Regions from separate parts of the Homo sapiens genome. Here all the other regions are linked to region 3. A link is a contact called in ENCODE Hi-C or POLR2A ChIA-PET data. All regions are on one chromosome and are shown on one strand. Each heading gives the region's core, a stretch centred on a gene start or an enhancer-like site at or near the end of the contact. The rest is flanking DNA. Distances are from core to core; before and after follow the strand shown. Region 1 holds the start of GNAZ (G protein subunit alpha z). Region 2 overlaps GRK3 (G protein-coupled receptor kinase 3). Region 3 holds the start of GUCD1 (guanylyl cyclase domain containing 1).

Region 1 (4,136 bases), core at 851-3,350, 1.5 Mb before region 3:
GGGCCGGTCTGAATCCTAGAACTGTGCCTACAACTATACCCTGGTGGAGGAGGCTATCTGTAAGTGACTGCTGCATGAATACAATATTGGTTTGATGCCAGGTGAGATGTCCCTCTCTTACTTTGAGGTCAAGTCAGGGAGGTGTCAGCCAGCCCCAGTGGACCCCTCCGCAGGCTAGCCTCTGCTCTGGACCACTGGAAAGGGCCATCTCACTGTTGCATGTGGGCTTACCTCTGCAAACAATTCAACTCTGACCCCCAGACTCTGCAGTGGAAACAGCCTCTGGCTATCCCAAGACATGCTAATATGCATTTCCTATAAACATTAACCCTCAGAGCCACCCTCTGACCACAGTCTGTTACATTCCCTTTTGACAGAAGAGGAAACAGAGGCTCAGCCAGGTAGCACAGCTGCCGGTCTCTGTGTGGTCCTCCTGGCAAGAGGTCCAGCCTGACACAGCCTGGTGGTGTGGAAGGCAAGCACAAAGGGTAGCTAGCCCCTCAGCCATTGGCTGAATTCCCTTGGTCCTCACTGGACACCTCCAGTGAGCACTAAGTTCGCCTCCATGATGCCCATAACAAATATACGTCCTGTTCCTGACAGTTGAGGCAGCACCCTCACAGGTGGCCCATGACCCTGCAGGTACGTAACGCAATGGTCTCCATCTCACAGAAGAGGAAACATTCCTAGGGAGGTTATGGGATGATGCTGAGATGCCACAGTGTCCAGCTGGCAAAGCCAGGCACATGCCCCTGCCCCTCCACCACAGAGCTATGATGGAGAGACCGCTCCATGGACCTCTGCCATGGTCAGGTCCAGGGCTGCTGCTCAAAGAATGGCATGATCCACACCTTACAAAGGTGTGAGGTGATAAGGAACGCGTTAGCTGGGAAGGCATTTGCACTTTGTCAGGGATGCTCTAGGATACACAAAGCTTCAGATTTACAAAGATGGAGAAGAGAGACAGGAGCATTCATGTCTTGGCCCTCTGGCTTGAGAGTCTTTTAAGCATGGAACTGAGGGACTCCTGGCCCTGAGGTCCACAGATAGGCTTTGAAATTGAAAACAGAATTTTGCAGCCTGGGTTCAGCTGCGTTTTGCTGAGGGTCTGATGCTTTCCACCAGCTTCCCAAAAGCGCCAATCAGTGGCCTTAACTGAACTGGCTCTCTCACGCTTGTCTGGGCTGGGGGCCAGCTCCTCGGTCCTTCTCCCTTCCTTCCCTCCCAAGGCCACCCTTCCGTGTGCCAGGATTGCCAGGGACGCCAAAGAGCCCCTAGACACTGGGCGGTGGCGGCGGGGGGCGGCGGCAGAGATGACTAATGCTCCCTCCCATCGCTGCACAAACCTCACCGGTGTAAATCGTTAGGGTTTGCATAGGCCTTTCACACGTTCTGAAGGATTGGTGAGACAATCCAGGAAAGCAGGTGCCACTAGCCCCACTTTGCAAACAGAAAGGCTGAGAGAGGTCAGTCGGTTGCCCAAGGACGTAGAGCTCACAAGAGGCCGAACTGGGTTTGAACCCGAGTGGAGAGAAGGCGAGCCGGGACTGGCTGCAGTAAAGAGGGCCAGGACCATGGCTGGGCTCAGGCTTGGTTTCCCGGGCTGCCAGAGGTGGCCCCTGGGGCTCGGCTACCAGGCCTCAGCGCAGCGGAGTCGGTGGAACGCCGGCGCGGGGAGCTCTTGCGGGACTGCGGCGCGCGCGGAGCTGCGACCCCGCCCCTGTCCGTCCCCATTGGGCTACTGGCCCGTCCGTCAGCTGCCTGTGCCCAATGGACAGAGGGCCGGCGCTCGTGGCGGGGCGGAGGTGCCCGGCGCGTGGTGCCCGGCGGGCGCGCGGCACCCCCCCGCCCGCGGTTGGCCTGGCAACGGGCTGCGCTCGCGGCTCCGCCCCCTGCCGGCGGCGGCGCGGCGCGGGGCGGGCGGACCCGCGGACTGGCGGCGGGCGGCGGGCGGCGGGCGGCGCGGGAGGGCGGGCGGAGGGAACCAGGCCGGCCGGAGCGTGTGCGCCGCCCGCGGTCCGGTCACGTCCCCGCGTGGGCGCCGCTGCCCGCGTCGTACGGAACGAGGGCGCCGCGGCCCCGTGCTCGCCGCCCCGCCCCGCCCCGCCCTGCCCGGAGCAGCTCGGCAGATGCTCTGTGCTGCGGCCCGGAGGTGAGTGAGCCGACCCGCGGCCGGCCGCGCGCCGCTGAGCCTCAGGGGTCGGGGGCACGGCCGGGGCATCCACCTTGCCCCCACTTGGGACTCTTCCCAGGCCTTTGTGCCCCGGATCCGCCAGGACGCAGCGTCAGGGATGCCCCTCAGGGGTGGGGGACACCAAGGGCGGGGACGCCTGCGAGGTGGGCAGGGGGCGGCCTCTGGTCGGGCAGGTGCTGGGGGAGGGATGCGCCGCCAAGCCGATGACCCCGCGGGAGGGGGCGGTTGAGGACCCGGGAGGGTGGACAGAGGGCGCCGGGGATGCCGCGCGGGGCCGCCGGGCGCCCCCAAGCAGCGGCTGATGCGGAGCCCGGGCGGGCCAGGCGAGCTGCGGGAGCGGCGCTGAGGCGGGTCTCCCTAGGGGGAGGATCAGGGAGGGGCGGCCGGAGCCGATGCAGGGCCTTGCCTGAAACCGAGGAGAGGGCCCCAGAGGCCTGGGCCCGAGGACCTGGGCCCGCAGACGGACAGCTAGCAGTTCTCGGTCACTGCTCTTGCAGCGAGCAGGTTCCTCACAGGCATTTAGAGGAAGAGATGAGTATCGACCTGCTGCGATTGTAATACGTTCCCGGCTCAATATTTTTTCCCTTAAAAGGCGGTGGGGGTGTTTGGGGGAGGGGAGTGAGGGCCTCAGGGCTGGCGCTCCGTATCCTGCGGGCGATCCGAGGGGGCTCTGCCTTTAGGGCGGTGCTGAGCCTTCCTGGGTGATGATGGCAGGATTCGGCCTAGGCCGAGAATGGGGGCTCCTGTTAACTGAGACAAGAGGATGATGCCAAGCGAGACCAGCGTTCCGCGTAGTCCGTGTTGGGGTGGAGGGACCCGCCTGGTAGAGAGGTCTGTCTTGCTTGGGGAGACAGCTGAGCCCCTGACCGGCTCCTTTCTGCCCAAGTGATTTCCCTGCCCTGGGGATTGAGCTCTCTGGAGAAGGCTCCTTGGCCAAATTCAATTAAGCAAATATTTATTGAGTGGTCACTCCCCCAGAGCTTGACGCTGGGGTGCACCGGGTGGGAGTGGACTGGGCCTGCCCTCCCAGGACTGATTGACCACCGCATAGGGGAAAACGTCTCTACTCGACCAACCCCGCTTGAGTGCAGGTGCAGGGGCCTCGGGAGGGACCTCAGAGTGGTGTCCTGGGCTGGGGGGTCAGGTGAGCTCGTGGGCAACATGACATTTGAACTGGAGCTTGAAGGACATGGGCACAGCTAAGCTGGGCATTGTGGGCAGAGAGGAGAGAATAGACCGAGGCACTTGGGCAGTTAGGTCTGATGGGAGCACTTAGCATGCCTGGGGAGTAGGAGGAGGTATGGCGGGAAAGGCCGGTGGGGGCTGCACGGGGCTGAGGGAGCTGGGAAGTGGAATGACCCCACTGCTGGTTAACTGTGGCTATGGTGGAGACCACGGCTTCCTCATCTGTAAAAGCGAAGCAGTTCCATGACCCCATGAGCTGGGGTGGGCCTGGAGAAGAGCTAGCTTTAAAGACTGGGGAAGGCTCCTTGCAGTCTGAGACTGTGCTTCCAGGCACTTCTCCCTCGGGCACAGCCAGGGCACTGGGTAACCACCCAGGCAACCCCCTTGTTAGGATTGAGTTGCCTGTTTCGGGGATGATGCTTAGCTAGTGACTCTGTGCCTCTGGGATGTGGATGTTTGAGAGCAGTAATCGTGGCAGCCTGGGAGCATCCATCTACGGGGTGCAGTGGGGGTGTGGATGGCCTGGCGGTGCTTGGATAAAATATGCGCCTTGAGCAAGCCTCATTCTCTAGGAATGAGGAGATGCTGGCATCTGGTTTAAAAGTCTTCCTGTGTGTTCCTCTAACTGACGTTGATTTTCTGAGACAGGAGGTGAATAAGACATAATTTCTCCCCCTCGGAAATTGGTGTCACTTTCCCCCCTAAGTCAGCTCCCTCATTTCTGGGGATGTTTTTGCTCTCCCTCTGAAGGGGCTGT
Region 2 (3,727 bases), core at 30-2,529, 1.1 Mb after region 3:
CTACCTTATGTCAGACCCTGAGCTTACAAATGCAGACACTGTCCCTGTACTTGAGGCTGTCATAGTATGAGGGCTTCATATCTGAACTTCAGTTACCTCATCTATAAAGTGAGGCTAGTGATCGTCTTCTGCTTACTTCACAGGCTAACTGTGAGTTTCAAATAGGACACCAGATGAACAATTGCTTTCTAAACCATAGTGTCTATAATATGCTGTTCCGTTACGTGCAGCATAGTGGTTGAAAGTTCTAGTGCTGAACTCTGACTGCCTGGATTTCAACTCTACTGCTTACTAGTTGTGTAAACTTGGGAAAGCTTTTCTCTACCTGGGTTTCCTTAGCTAAGAACTGGAATGATTATAGTACCTGTCTTGTAGGGTGGTTGTGTGTATACACAACACACATAGAACAGTGATGCCCCACAGCTACTGCTCTGTGTGTTGATTTATATACTTCTTATTCCAGTTAGATTTTGAGGCAGCTTATAGAAATATGTACATTATGCCTAGATTTAAAAATAAATAATGGGAAAGAGAAAATAAATATTATTCCAAGGTAAAGTTACTATATAGATTTTTTCACTGATTCAACCAATATTTATTTATTATTTTTTAAATTTTGAGACAGGGTCTCACTCTGTCACCCAGGCTGGGGTGCAGTGGTGCAATCATGGCTCCCTCTAGTCTTGAACTCCTGGGCTCAAGTGATCCTCCTGCCTCAGCCTCCTGAGTAGCTTAGATAACAGGGTGTACCACCACACCCAGATACTTTTTTTTTAATTTTAAAAATTTTTGTAGAGATGAGGTCTCACTGTGTTGCCCAGGCTGGTCTTGAATTTCTGGCCTTAAGTGATCCTCCCCCCATAGCCTCCCAAAGTGCTGGGATTATAGGCATGAGCTACTACTACTCCTGGCATAACCAATATTTATTAAACACCAACATTATGCCAGACACTGTTCAGATGAACAGATACAAAGAACTTATCTCTTTGAGCTTGTATTCTGGTTGAGAGAAACAGACAAGAAACAAATAATAAACAGGAAATGTACCTGGAAGTAAAAACTGCTATGTAATGACTCAAAACCTACTCAAAACTCAGCATGTTGTATTGTGACTTGGTGACCACTTTAGATTGATGGGTCAAAGACTGTCTGAGGAGATGACATCTAAACCCAGGTTTGAATGTTAAAGAGGCTGGTCTTTTGAAGATGGAAGCTTGGTGAGGGGGAGAGCATTTTAGGCTAAAGTTGTGGCCAAGACAGAGCCCCTAACATGGTAGGAAAGAACTGGGCATGTTTGGGGAACTGAAACAGGACTAGTGTGGTCTGGTTGTACTGCATGAAGAGAGGGGCAGGTAGTGTGAGATAAGATCAGGTTGAAGAGAGAGGCAGAGTGTTTGGGGCCAGAGTAACACATTTACATTTTATTCTAATGCCCGTGGAAAAATTAAAACAGAGGAGTATTAGGTGTCATGTTTTATAAGTATCAGTTAGGTCAAGGTAGTTGATATGATACCTTCTACATCTCTTTTGATTTTATATCTAGTTGTTCTATCAATTGCTGAGAAAAGGGTGTTAAAATTTTCAACTATGATTGTAGAATGTCTGTTTCTTCTTTTATTTTGTCCATTTTCTCCATAATTTTTGAAGCTCTGCTATTGAGTACAGAAACATTTTTGATTGTTGTGTCTTTCCATATGAAATGTGTCTATCTCTGGTAATATTCTTTGTCTTGAAATTGACTTCACTGGATATTAATACAGATGTAGACACTTCAGTCTTATGCTTACTATTTTCATGAGGTATCTTTTCCCATCGTTCTACTATCAATTTGTTTTTATATATAAAGTGTGTTTCTTTTAGACAGATATAAAAGTGTCTTGATTATTTTTTTCCCTCATTCTGACAGCCTCTGCTTTTTAGTGAAGTAATTTTAGATATTGTATTTATCCTTTGTGGAGTTTGCTGAGTTTCTTGAATCTGTAAATTTATATATATATTTTTTACCAAATCTGGGAAAATTAGGGGCCATTACTTCTTAAAGGATTATTTTTCTACCTCAATCTTTCTTTCCTCTCCTTTTAAGACTGATTATATATATATTTGATATTTGGATATTATCTGTCCTATATATCCTGGATGCCCTGTCTGAGTTTTCCCCCAATATTTTTTCTTTCTTTTCTTTAGATTGGATACTTCCTGTGGATTTGTCTTCAAATTTATTGGCATTTTCTTTTGGCATCTCTAATCTGCCATTCCATTGAATGTTTTTTTCAGATACTCTATTTTTTACTTCTGACATTTTTATCTGGTTCTTTTCATAGTTATTTTCTGCTGCTATTTCCTATCTTTTTATTCGTTACATGAATATTTTCTGTTAACATCCTTTCTGTTATGTCCAGTTATAATAGCTGCTTTAAAATCCTTGTCTGATAATTCTAACATTTGGGCTATCTTGGATTGGTTTTCATTGATGGTTTGTCCTCTTGCATATGGGTCACATTTTCTGTTTCTTCATCTGTAGAATAATTTTAGCTTGTATCTTGAACATGTGATTGATACATTGTGGATACTCTAAACTCTGTTATGCTCCTCCAAGGTGTATGGATTTTTTCATCTGTTCGTTGAAGAATACAGTTAACTTGGCTTACTCAAACTCTGAGCCCTGTCCTCTCTGCAGTGGTGGAAGATGAATCTTGTTCAGTTCTTTAAGGCTCAGCTAGGCTGCTTAGGGTCTGTCATGCTCATGTGTCATTATGGGGCCCACCAGGGATTTTGACTGGATTTATACATAGAATTTTGGAGCTTTCCTTCTGTGGCTCTTTATTTTCTTACAGTTTCTGTTGGATGCCCTTTTCCATTCTCTGTGTTCCTTTGGTCACTCTTCAGTGCTTATTGTCTATGTGTCCAGAATTTTAGTTGTTATCTCAGGAGGATTGTTCTGTTAGGAATTAATTGGTTCTGACCAGAAGCAGAGCCTGAGTTTGTGTTATATTTTGAATATAAAGCAAACGTGATTTGCTGATGAATTGGATGTAGGGGGTGGTGGTGGCAGGGGCGTGGCGAAAGAGTGGAATCACTATGATTATTCATTTTTTGGCTTAAGCAACTGGGAGGATGATTTTACTCATTTTTTTGATAAAGAAGACTGGGAGAGGAGCCCGTTTGGCTGGAGTACAGAGGATGTGGAAGTTAAGGGTTTCATTTAGATGTGTTAAATTTGAGATGCTTTCTAGATATTCAACTGAAAATGTCAAATAGATAGTTAGATATTTAGAATCTGGAGCTCAGGAGTCCTAGAGATCCAGACTTAGTCATCAGAATATAATTGATATTTGAAACTGTGGGACTACATAGCTTTACCTAGGGAGAACTTAGCTGGTGAAGAAGGGGTGCCCCCAGCACCATGCTCTGAGGCAGTTCAGGATTTGGAAGTCAAGCAGAGGAGAGGAACTACCAAAGGAGACCAAGAAAGAGAAGCCTGGAGAGGATAGGTCACAGAAGTCAGAGAAGAATATTTCAAAGAAGGCATCAGTGGACAACTGATTTGAATGCTGCTGAGAAGTCAATAAGGTGAAGGACAAAAGAGAGAGCCTTGGATTGGGCCAGACAGAGATGACTTCACTAGACCATCTCACTACAATGGTGGTGGAACAAAGGGTGGGCGCAGAAGCAGAGACTATGACACCTGTGGACCAAAAGTGCTTGCTCTTAGGGCTCAGGTTATTTA
Region 3 (3,863 bases), core at 103-2,602:
TGAGGCCTGGCAGGCCCCACAGGGCCATCTCCAGCCTCGGCAAGGGCGGATCGGACCTAGAGGTGCTCATGTTGGGGGTGATAAGGTTAGGCGAGGCCTTGGCATCTGTCCCCATAACAGCTTTAGCCTTCTAAACACAAAGCCACAGCCAGACGTTGCTGCCTGGAGCCAAAGGGCTGCCTGGAAGGCCCTGGCCTGAGCTCAGTTAGTGGCTGTCACTAAGGAAGGCAAGCAGTGCACTAGCCTTTAATACTTAACCCATCTCAGACTCAGTCTGCTCAGCTGCAAAAGTGCAAATCACAGTGGGCACCTACTTCACTGGTTCGTTATGAGGATTAATGAGGCACTGCATGTAAACAACTGCACGCAGCGCGCGCCTGCCTCATAGAACACTCCCTGTGAATGTAAGCCATTCCTCCTCTGAGGCTCAGGAAAGGCAAGTATCTTGTCTCAGACCACAGGGCTAGACAACTGGAGGAGGAGGGTTGTAAATCCCCCACCAACTCCACACAGCAGACACAAAAGGGAACACTCCCTGGGAGTGACACCTGAAGGTCAGGGTCCCACATGCTGTTGACCTCTTCCACAGTTGGCACTTCACTTCAGAGTTTACTAGCTAGAACTCCGTTTGTCATCAACCCCGCGCCTTCAGCAGGACAGGAATCACGTCTTCCCCCTCCCCTACGTCTTGGGCAAGCAAACTAACGGCCAAGACATTGAATACCAGTCCGGGTCTCCGCCCCAAAGGGGCTCAGGCTACCGCGTGGCAGAGAGAACGAAAGTGAAGAACAAGAGCAAGACAAAACGCCGAGTCTCGGAGGCCAGGGCACTGGCCCTTCCATTGCTCGGTGCTCTCGGCCAGTTTCCTGCCCTTCCCAGCCTCAGTCCTCCACGGTTTCCCAAGGCATGGGAGCTCCCAAGGCGGCTCCAGCAGGACTTTTCGCTTCTGGGGAAGGTGGTGCCCCTGCTACCCGGACCTTCCCACCATGCTGACAAGGGTCGCAATCCTGCGAGTGTCAGGAAACCCCCACTGACTGGAACCAGGCGGGTGTGGGGGCGAGGCGGGAGTCGGCCCAAGGTCGCGCGACTGGACCCTGCCCCGCGCTAGGGAGGGGTCCCTTTCGTTCCTAGGGTGAAGACTGGGCCCACAGAGAGGCACTGACCGGGCTCGAGCGGCGGCCCCGCTGCCTCCGCCTCCGTCCTCATGACCCGGGCGGCGCGGGGCGCCCATGGCCCCGGCCCAGAGCGGGCTACAGCTTCCGCTTCGGCTGGGGCGGGAGGGCGGTCGGTGCGTGTCGAGTTCCTTCTCCGCCACCGCCGCCGCTGCGGAGGAGAGAACGGGAGGCGGCGGCTGGGCCGCCCCAAGCGCCGCCCCAGCCCTTCCAGGTCTCGAATCTGGAGGCCCCGCCCCCTCCTTAGGCCCCGCCCCAAACTTTGATCTTAGAGGTCCCCAGCCTCTTGATTTAAGTCTGCTCCGGCCATTCGCCGCCTCAGCGTTGAGTGGCCCCACCCTCTCGCCCAATCCTCGCGCAGACGCGCAGCTCACCAGGACGCGGGCCCCGGAAGCCCCGCCCCTTTCTTTGAGCCCCGCCCCAAAGCTCGTGCATTTCCTGAATAGAGGCTCGTCCCTTCGGCAAGCCCCGCCTCTGCCGGGTCCCGCTCTTTTGCCAGTCCTAGGTGTAAGCCCTGATCCCGCCCAGTGCATCCCCGAGGCCCCAAGCAACTCTCCTCCAACTGTCTTTAGGGATAACCCTGAGCGGGCAGCCGCTCTACTCTATACCTAACTTTATCCGTACCAGATACCTAGCCTCACTCAGGGCCCCCCTTACCTGGCGGTGCCGGGATCAACAAATGAAATTGTGACGGGAAGTCCTGGCCCTTGGCCCAACCTCCTGCTGTCCCCGGTCTGAGGGCCCAAGCCCCGCGTCTCCGCCTTGCCGTCCAGCCTGTCCTTGGTGTGGGGTGCTTGGAAGTGTGAGCACCCTCTCTGGCTCTTTGCCGGCCCCAAGGGTCGTTGCGGCGGCCCCCGGGCCCAGTCATCAGCCCTCTTTTCCGGTGCCGGAACTATCGTACTGGTGCCCTAGTTTCCCAGCCGGCAGGCGGAGTGAGGAGGAAGCGGAGGCGAGACCGCGCTCAACACTGGGGAAAGGAAGGAGGCGGGCCCTGCGCGCAGCATTTTGGGAAAGAGTGGAATTCTGGGTGTTAGGCCCGCCATTCGCTTGACTCACGCCTTCGCCGTAGCATCTTTCGCAGCGGACCGAAGAGAAGAAAAGTAGGCCAGAGCCGGTGAGGCTGGGGACGGGCGAGGGGAGGTCGAGGCGCCTGTGAGGGGCCAGGGGCTGGAGAAAGACTTGCTGCATGGAACTCTGCGGGGCTCGGGGAGGGAAGAAAGCGGGAAGCTTGGGCCACCCAAACATCAGCGTCGCCTCACTAGCTCCTGGAAGTAAGTTCATTAGCTTTCCCCTCAACGTGCATGCTTCTCACATTCTGTATCTCTCCAGGTGAGTGTTTTTCAAAGCTTCCAGGCAGTAATCTCGAAGTCATTTCTGATTGACTATCTCCTTCCCCCAAATCCTATGAGTTTTTTTTTGTTTTTTTTTTTTTAAGTAGAGACGGGGTTTCACCATGTTGCCCTGGCTGGTCTCGAACTCCTGGGCTCAAGGGATCCACCGGCCTCGGCCTTCCAAAGTGCTGGGATTACAGGCGTGAGCCACCGCGCCCAGCCGGTCATTTTTTAAAAAGTTCTTTGTATCTCTGCCCCAGTCCCCTTTCAGGCAATGGTCCCCTCATGCTTTCCACACTGTTGCAGCAGTTTTAACTGTTGCAGAAGTTTTAACAAGTTTCTCTGCTTCTAAACCTTACGTTCTATCCATTTTGTAAATAAATGCTGCTATCTTTTCATTGCGTCATTCTTTACATATAATTCTGCAGTGGTTCTCCACTACCTTCAGCATAAAATCTAGACTCCTAAGGCTGAAAGCCAGGGATCCTCACCAAAGGAGCCTGTCCTTTCAACCTCATGTTCTCCTGTCTTAGGTACGCTTAAGTTGAAACTTAGAGTTGTTGCTCATCTCAATAAAAAGTTCACTGCTTGATGCTTTTGATTAGGTCAAGTCAGGTGCTTTCCCTGATTTTCCTCCATGACAAGCATTTCCTGCATATAGCACGTTGTCACTTTGATATTTTCTCAATATCCTTGATAGTAAAATAAGTGAAGGGTTAAAGGGCTGAATTAAAAGTACAGCCTGCTCTCCTAGATGTGCATGGTCCTTTGGTCTGTATCTGCACCTTCCATAGGGTAGCCACTAGCTACATGTGGCCGTTGAGGACTTGGAATATGGCCACTGGGATTGAGGGACTGGGTTTTTTTATTTTAATTCTATTGTGTTTTAGTTAAGTTTAATTTAAATAGCTACGTGTGTACATGAGCTGCTGTATTGGACAGCTCGGGCCTGTATTATTCTCAAAACGTAATCATCTACAATTAAGGGTTAACAAATAACAGTGCAACAAATTAACATTCCAGTCCCCCTCCCCTGACACACACAGTATTGGCTAATGGTCCTTTAGCTGAAGATTAAGGGACATAGGGTAGCGGGGACACATGACCCATGGGAGATGCTCTCTTTTCATTCCTAGTTTTACTTCTGTCCATCCCATCATTCCTCCTCACCCCACATCTTGCACATATTTGCCAGATAGTTTCCTCCAAACCAGGAGCTGAGCTTTTTTTTTTTTCCTTGGTAGAAAATGCAGCTTTGGTGTTTTTGCTAAGTTTTATGGAGTGCCAGGCCTTAAAGGAAGCATGATGTGTGCCACATGCCTTTTCAGACTCTGAAAGATGAACTGACTGTTGTCTCTCT

Evidence for each region. A loop is a pair of places that touch in the nucleus more often than their neighbours do. ChIA-PET counts read pairs that join two places held with the same protein, here RNA polymerase II (POLR2A). Pooled maps may share reads with other maps.
Region 1: a map of B cell shows a loop between it and region 3 (28-fold over the local background). The contact joins the promoter of GNAZ here to the promoter of GUCD1 in region 3. A Hi-C loop is called at or near these places in 1 of 168 maps with a recorded cell type or tissue (B cell) and 4 of 50 pooled maps. POLR2A ChIA-PET finds 5 or more read pairs at or near these places in 1 of 52 experiments (activated B cell).
Region 2: a pooled map shows a loop between it and region 3 (5-fold over the local background). The contact joins the enhancer-like site here to the promoter of GUCD1 in region 3. A Hi-C loop is called at or near these places in 2 of 50 pooled maps.

What each region holds. Positions count from the first base shown.
Region 1 is chr22:23,068,419-23,072,554 of GRCh38, forward strand. GNAZ (G protein subunit alpha z) reads left to right here and starts at 2,101. Exons shown (of 3, transcript NM_002073.4): 1 at 2,101-2,152. The region is part of intron 4 of RSPH14 (radial spoke head 14 homolog); the gene reads right to left. RefSeq lists silencers at 1,776-1,915, 2,056-2,195 and enhancers at 2,802-3,682, 3,683-4,136.
Region 2 is chr22:25,655,717-25,659,443 of GRCh38, forward strand. The region is part of intron 3 of GRK3 (G protein-coupled receptor kinase 3); the gene reads left to right. Among named protein-coding and RNA genes, the nearest start is that of MYO18B, 85 kb to the right of the region's middle. Within about 2 kb of position 1,280, at least 3 of the 41 ENCODE cell types and tissues checked have a DNase peak (open chromatin) inside an H3K27ac peak, as active enhancers do.
Region 3 is chr22:24,553,786-24,557,648 of GRCh38, forward strand. It overlaps GUCD1 (guanylyl cyclase domain containing 1), which reads right to left and starts at 1,353. Exons shown (of 6, transcript NM_001284254.2): 1 at 1,164-1,353. The coding sequence starts at 1,206. SNRPD3 (small nuclear ribonucleoprotein D3 polypeptide) reads left to right here and starts at 2,214. Exons shown (of 4, transcript NM_004175.5): 1 at 2,214-2,286. RefSeq lists a silencer at 1,102-1,461 and an enhancer at 1,922-2,021.